3 separate regions of the Homo sapiens genome follow, and all the other regions are linked to region 1. Evidence: chromatin loops called from intact Hi-C (ENCODE). Cell type or tissue: PC-9. All regions are shown on one strand.

Region 1 (2,500 bases):
TCCTTGGAGCAAATGAACAACCTTTAAAAATGTAAGATTTATTAAGAAAGTAATAAAATTTGTACAAAAATAATAAGTAATGTTGTATTTTAATTTTGTGAAATGTCAATAAAATACCATCTCAGACTTTCCCTGATCGTTAGATTCTGGCAAATATCCAACTTCATGTACCTTATCTTTTTTGCTATTGGAGAAATAATTGCAACACACTTTAGCTGCTGCATGAATGTTCAGATGACAAAATGAGCACCAGTTTTCTCATCAGATCCTGTGGTTTCAGTGAAAACCCATATCCAGATGACTTACCAATCATAGCACCAGTCCGAACCTCTACTCTGAGTTTCAAATTCATATATTCAATTGCCTACTAATTTTGGTTTTCTCAGAGGTACCTCAAGTTCACTTTGCATAAAACTAAGCTCATATTATTTCCTCAATCCTGATTCTCATCCACTATTGTCTATCACAATGGATATTGCCACCATTTGACCAAGAAGAACCCACACGTCAGAATTGGCTCCTCTCTGTTCCTCAACACTATTTCCAAAGTATCAATGTAACAACAACTGCTGCCTTTTTACCTCCTAAATAGCTCTTGAATCTCCCACCACTATCCGAGTCAAAGCTACCATTTCTCCAATTATATCTACAACAGATTTCAGACTGGTATAACCACACCCATTCTGCCCAACTGCTGTATCTGCTCTCTATATTATTGTTGGATTATTTGTATGTATAAAAAGGTCAAATATGACCACATCCTATTTTTCATTCTTAACATCCTTCAGACTTTATTTTTCTCCTTTAAGTTCATGCATGGTTTTGGCCTACCTTGGGTCTCACCTTCCCCTATACTTCACCATCTCATGCTTAGTCTTCGTTACTGCGGCTACACTGGACTTTCTAATGGAACTCTAGACTCACTAGGCTCTCTTCTTCCAAAAGGGCTTAAATAATGCTCTTCTATCTGCCTCAAATATTTTTTCTTATTCTTCATCATCTTAGCATTTTCTTTCTTTGACATTTCCCTAAATTTTTATTGAAGATTTTCTAATTACTCAAGTAAGATATGAATACTTTCTTCCTTACAAAAAATTATAACATTGCAAATAAAGTCAGGATATAACTTTCCTAATCTTAGCACCATCACAAGTTCAGTTAGATTTGTTTTTCCAAAATCACCTTTGTTCCAACAGATGGCCTTAGAACTCTTGAGTCACTTGTCACCTGAGACTACTCATCTTAGGCTGCAAAGCCACCAATTATTTCACAATGCACATAGTGTTTACTCCTGCCCTACCCTTTTGCTCATACTTGGAATACTTCTTCGCATACCAGCACTGAAACATATCATTCTCTTAGTTTCTTTTCAAATAAACTATATTTTCTGTTGCAGTTTGAATTAACAGGGAGTAGTCAGCCAAGGTGTTGCAAAGGATACCAATTGCATCATTGTCAAGAGCCCTCTCCAGGGAACACTTACTCCTTCAATTAACCATAGTCCATGGGCTGGCTTTTGGTATTACAGGATCAGGAGCCTGATTTTGCCAGAATCCCATAAGGAAAGCTACCATTTAGGGGTAGACTCACATTAGACACATAGACTCAAAGGCCAATTTTTAAATATATAGTGAAAAATATCACTCTCCTAGTGCCATGACCAGTGCTGTGTCTCCACAAAAGATAAACATGAGAATCCAAACTTAAATTAGAAATTGCTTGGTGCATATGAAATCAAGCTTAAAGGCTCTTAGAACATATCGTCAAGTCTCTTCCCAGGAAAGTGGTACCAACTAAAAATCTCACTGGCTGTATATCAATGCCAGTTTTAATACACTGTCCAACACTAGTTGTCAGGCAAACTTCCATTCTCATTCTTTCAATTGACATCAAATGACATTTTTTTCATTTCATTTCCAACTTTTGTTTTAAGCTCAGGGTTACATGTGCAGGATGTGCAGGTTTCTTCATAGGTAAACGTGTGCCATATGGTTTGCTGCACAGATCATCCCATCACCCAGGTATTAAGCCCAGCACCTACTAGATATTCTTCCTGATCCGCTCTGTCCTCCCATCTCCTGCCCTCCAACAGGTCCCTGTGTGTGTTGTTACCCCCCATGTGTCCGTGTGTTCTCATTATTTAGCTCTCACTTATGAGAACATGTGGCATTTTGTTTTCTGTTTCTACATTAGTTTGCTAAGGATAATGGCCTCCAGCCCCATCCATGTCCCTGCAAAGGATATGATCTCATTCCTTTTTATGGCTGCATAGTAGTCCATGGTGTATATGTACCACATTTTCTTTATGCAGTCTGTCATTGATGGGCATTTAGGTTGATTCTACCTCTCTGCTGTTGTGAATAGTGCTGCAGTGAACATACATGTGCATGTATCTTTATAATAGAATAATTTATACTCCTTTGCGTATATACCCAGCAATGGGATTGCTGGGTTGAATGGTATTTCTGTCTCCAGGTCTTTGAGGAACCACCACAGTGTC
Region 2 (2,500 bases), 120 kb after region 1:
AGCATTTTATAATTCTCCATTATCTCATCCTTTAGCATATTAATTATACTTCTTTGTAAAAATAATTGAGTAAGGACTGCCCTAGAGTTTTCAATATTAATTTTTAACTAATCAAATTTACCTTTAAATAGCAAGAGAGATGGGGAAGACAACTTTCTGGCCTTTATCTTGGTGAGACTCATGAGAAATTTTTCAAACATAGTAAGGATGTTCAAAATTGCTGAGCAGCCACAAAGAACACAAAATCTACTACATATTTTTCTTAACTACTTTTTCTCCTATTTTTCACCTCCTTGCTTAGTTCCTAAAACAGTTAATTTCTTTCTACTTTGTCTTCCAGTCATTAAGTCATTCTACAAATACGTCATTTATCTTCAGTCCAACCATTGAGTTCTTTTTCAAAAATATCCTTGTGTCATGTTTTTGATTTCTAAGAATGCTCTCTTTTTCTGATAGTTCCATTTTTTGTATGCAATAACCTTTCAAATCTATTTGGAAGTATTAATTACAAATTATTTAAGGAATATGTTTCTTTTTTCTCTGTATTTTTGTATTCATTTTAGTGTCCCTCACTAAAATTTGCTCTTGGTTTTCCTCAAAATGTCTGGCAAATTTTGTATTCACATTTATAAATGAAAGACTTGCCTCACCATTGTGGGTGTCATGGGGCTCCCTGGCCATTTTCAAGCCTTCTTTACTATAGAGAACTACCCCTTGAAAGAGAGTTGTAACTTTAGAGCTCCATAAGTGTGACAGGGAAAAACTTACAGGAATGCTTCTTGCCAGGAAAAAAAAGGGCAGCTGTTTTTGAAAGGCCCATAGATAAAAAGCAAAGAGATAATCTACAGACTTTCCTCAAATGGTGAAATAAGAAAAGTGTGAGTGTGGCCCAACTCTTAGCATGGAGCTGCAATGTCCTTGTCATTTTCTTGATGTCCATTCTAACGGTCAAATTTTACCTTTTTGCCTTACTCCAGTTCAGGAGTTCATGCTAAGGCTTCATTTTCTGAGTCAAAAATTCTACTTTATTTAATTCTTCTAACATGATTTAGCCTGCAGGCTAAAGAATAGTCAAGTTGGGACTGGCCCAACTGTTGCACAATTCTTCAGTGAATTGACTCACTATTTGACCCATGACCAGCTCCCATTACTAACCCTGCTGACTCAATGCTTTGCATTTCACTATGGTTTCTAGCACTAATCCTGCTAACTACTGTATGTTTTTAAGAAATTTCTCCAATTTTAAGTATAATAATGACACTGCTTTGTCTCCAGTGCTGCTATAGATTTTTTTATTCATGAATCACTTCTGTTTTTCAAGGTGATTTTATGAATAAAAGGAAATACTGTATCATCTTGTTTGGTGACAACATTTGTCTTTTTCTACCACACAATGGGTGAATAATCCACTGGGTAAAATGGTAATTTTCAGGCTAGCTGAGACTAAATAAAATAAACAATGATGCATTGCTGTGATCAAAAACTCAGCTTTTTCATTGGTATATTTGGAATCTGTGTTTGTGCAAATGAATCCTTAGGCATAGGCATTTTTACCATGATACTTTAAAAATGCAAATTATTATGTGATGTTTGTACAATTCATTTCAGTACTTCTGCTTAGAAATTGTTTTCTTAGCCCTTTTCTGAATGAGATATATGTTCATTAACATTAAAACATACATTAACATAAACATATATTTTCATATGAAGATAAAAATATTAATGTGGTTATTCCAGAAGGTAGAATTTAGAGCGATGTTGATATTTTTGCTTTTAGATTGTGTTTTCTAAATTTTCTACAATAAACATGTACGTAACTTGAAGGAGGACTTTTAAAAATAAATGTATTTGCTTTTTTTTTTCGGTTTGCTAGACAAATATTATACCATGCCCACGGCTACCAAGAGAAGTAGTCACAAAGAGCAGCAAATTTAAGAAGCAAAAATTTAAAAAGCATAAACAGCCTTATGTATACTGATTGCATAAAGATTTCTGTGTGTATACCATTGTATAGAATGCAAGTTTAAAACTGCATGTATTATTTCTTCTGTGCTGTTTCCTGCCAGCTGTTGACCTTGAAAACAACATATTATTGAGATGACTCATGAGAACCAGTGTGAAATAGGACATTTTACTGCTAGAAGTTCTCCTTCTCCTCAGACTGTAGTTTGGCAGTACTGTATAAAGGCAGAACAAAGTTGTAAAAGCTGAGATTAGAAATTAGTCGTGTTAGCACACCTTAACCATAATTTTGTTAGGATGTGCAACAAAAGAATCAATGTTAACTATTTACTCAACAGTAACATTTATTATGCAGAAGAAATATGTGTTCACGCCTTATGAAATCTCTTCTAAGTCTTCCGAAGCCTAACATGGCAAATATAGAGTTTAGTGGACTCCATTATAATTTGGCTTACAACCCACATGTCTCGAATTTCCCCATAAATTGTATGAAAATAATATGCATAAAATTATTTTATGAAAATATAACATTAGCATT
Region 3 (2,500 bases), 63 kb after region 1:
AGAACAATGTATTTGTGGATATGACAAGCAACATTTAGATTTAACTGCTTCCCATCACCAGCTCCTGAGCAAGGTACTTTCACATATACTGTCTAATTCAATCCTTACAAAACCAAATCATCTATTAATGTGTCTGAAGATTATAGGGGCTTAATCTTAAAGCATAATGAAGTAAATCCTGCAGGCAAGCAGACACTCTATAGAACTCTCCATTTCTCCATGAACTGGGTAGTTACCATAAAGAAAGAATGGGGTGAGTGCCCAGGCAGCTTCTCTTTTGTTCCTTCCTTTATTCTAGCTCAGTGGTTCTCAGACTATGTTGTGCATAAGAATTATTGTTCAGAGTTTTATATACAAAATTACACATATTATACCTTATGGGCTATTTAAAGGATTTACTAGGATAATTTTAGGTCTATGGAATTTTTTCTTACACTCTTGCTTTTAGAATCCTACTAACCCAGCATAAGATTTAACACCACTACATGTCCTTGGCTAGTGAATCAATGCATCATTGCTCATACTTTCCAGGTCCTGCATAAGGGCAGTCTAGTTGGCTTTTACAGGATTCAAAAAGCAAATTGAATTGGTGTCTCAATTGTTTAAACAGAGAGGCAGGGTAGAATAGTTTAAACACAACACACAGATATTGCTGTATTTCAAGGCCAGCACTGCTTTTGAACACATTCATTTTTTAAAAGTTTGTATTGATCCAGATGAAGTCCTACTTTGACCACAGAAGACTGAAGTCCAATAAATCCCAATAAAAGGACAATGTTTTATGGCTCTACTCCCCAGGCAATATCACTAAAGGCAAGACACGATGCCACGAATGATGTGCTTAAACCAAGTCCCACATATTGAGGGAGAAACTTTAATAATAGGGAAATAACTATTTATTTTTAATTGTGTGTCCAATATCATGGATCCACTTGACTAACTTCTTGTATAGAAAAGTATTGTATTCTGTACATTGACAAGTACAGAATACTCATTGAAAAAGGCTAGTATTTTAAAGTTTAATTTTCATTAGAAAAGGACCAATGCATTTTTTTATGTGAGAATGGATTTCTCTAGGACGGAAAAATATGACTCAATATTTAAAATATGTATCCTACCTACAACTTTTCAAGATTAAATCTAATGTGTAAAGATATGTCAACCTTGTAGAGACTGGTTCTTGGACATCCTCCAAAGACACTGGACTATCCTCAGGAATCTTAAAAGGAAGAGAACGCCACTGTGCTCACCAGGTTCATGGTAATCTACATTACAATTATATCTGGGTGTGAGTTTTACTCTAGTTCATAAACACAAAAACAAAACATCATATGCATCTTGCATTTACAAAGCCCAAGCTAAGAAGGCATTCACACAATTAGCCAGGATATCACTGTACATAATTTAATCATCTTTTCAATGTTCCCCCTTCTAAATCATCAAAGCCTAAATTAATCCAAAGGTGGCTGGCATGCCTTCACCTTCCCTAGAAACCATATGACAGTTAAAGTTTGTCTTAAGATTCCATGATTCATTTTGAGTCTTGTAGCGGCATGACTACATTTCATCTGGCCTGGGGCAAGCACTCTCTGAAGAGATATTACTGTTTCCCAAACCTGAATAATTTGCTGACTGGGGGAGGAGAGGATTGCTATTTAATAAAAGTAATTGAAGAGCTGTGAATAGTGACTGATTGCTGATGAGCTAATCAGAATATCAAGGAAGGGAAATAATAAATAATAACTTATTCAGACATCACTGTCCAAGTAAACAGCCGGATATGCCAAATGAAATTTAATCTGATTATCATACTCACCTTAAAAGCAAACTGTCAAGTCTTTCTCTGTCCACTACTTCATTTGTCTCTTTCATATTCCACTGTAAGGGGGATGAAAGACTTTGTTTTCAGAAGTTGGTTATATAGCTCACGTGTCCGGCATCCCTTCCCTTCTCTTACCATCCCCATCCAAGTTGTTACGCTGCTCCCTGACCCTCTACATTTTTCTCTTCCCTTCTTTTATGCAATTCTCCTCATTTCTTTTAAAATTGTTTCCTACATCAAAACATTATTTTTACATTTTTCTCTCTAAAAAATGTAAGTTGGCCATTACTTTTCTTTAGCTACAATGTCTTAAATACTAAGTGCTGGATACTACACCAAGGGTTGTACACATATTAACTAATGTAATCCTTACAATGACTATGTTAAGTAGGCAGTATTCACTCTATTTTACAATGAGACTACCAAGTTTAAGAAAATTATGTTAACTCACCCCAGGTCTTATGTTTACTAAGTGGCAGAGTTGAATTTTTAACCCATTTCGTGGTTGACTGCAAAGTCTATGTCATGAACACATCAATACTACCCCCAAATACAGTCATGCATTGCTTAATAATGGAGATACTTTTTGAGAAATGCATTGTTAGGTGATTTTGTTGTGCAGTCAAAGAATGTACTTACACAAAATGATATACACATTTTTATTTATATATATTTTTT

Evidence for each region. Peaks named below come from ENCODE experiments on the same cell type or tissue, not always from the same donor. Only the 100,000 strongest peaks of a DNase experiment are listed, where the experiment ranks them.
Region 2: a loop joins it to region 1, with 10 times the contacts of the local background. A loop is called at or near these places in 2 of 110 quality-filtered maps.
Region 3: it touches region 1 in a loop (7-fold over the local background); 7 of 110 quality-filtered maps call a loop at or near these places.

Annotation. Positions count from the first base shown.
Region 1 is chr7:94,579,457-94,581,956 of GRCh38, forward strand. It overlaps a transcript of CASD1 not described here. Among named protein-coding and RNA genes, the nearest start is that of CASD1, 71 kb to the left of the region's middle. In PC-9, no CTCF peak of the experiment used is centred here; a DNase peak (open chromatin) is centred at 1,285; H3K27ac peaks cover 2,270 bases.
Region 2 is chr7:94,696,393-94,698,892 of GRCh38, forward strand. No RefSeq gene overlaps it. Among named protein-coding and RNA genes, the nearest start is that of PEG10, 41 kb to the left of the region's middle. In PC-9, no CTCF peak of the experiment used is centred here; DNase peaks (open chromatin) are centred at 1,159 and 2,089; H3K4me3 peaks cover 263 bases; H3K27ac peaks cover 1,852 bases.
Region 3 is chr7:94,642,790-94,645,289 of GRCh38, forward strand. All of the region lies in intron 1 of SGCE (sarcoglycan epsilon), which reads right to left. Among named protein-coding and RNA genes, the nearest start is that of SGCE, 12 kb to the right of the region's middle. In PC-9, no CTCF peak of the experiment used is centred here; a DNase peak (open chromatin) is centred at 1,202.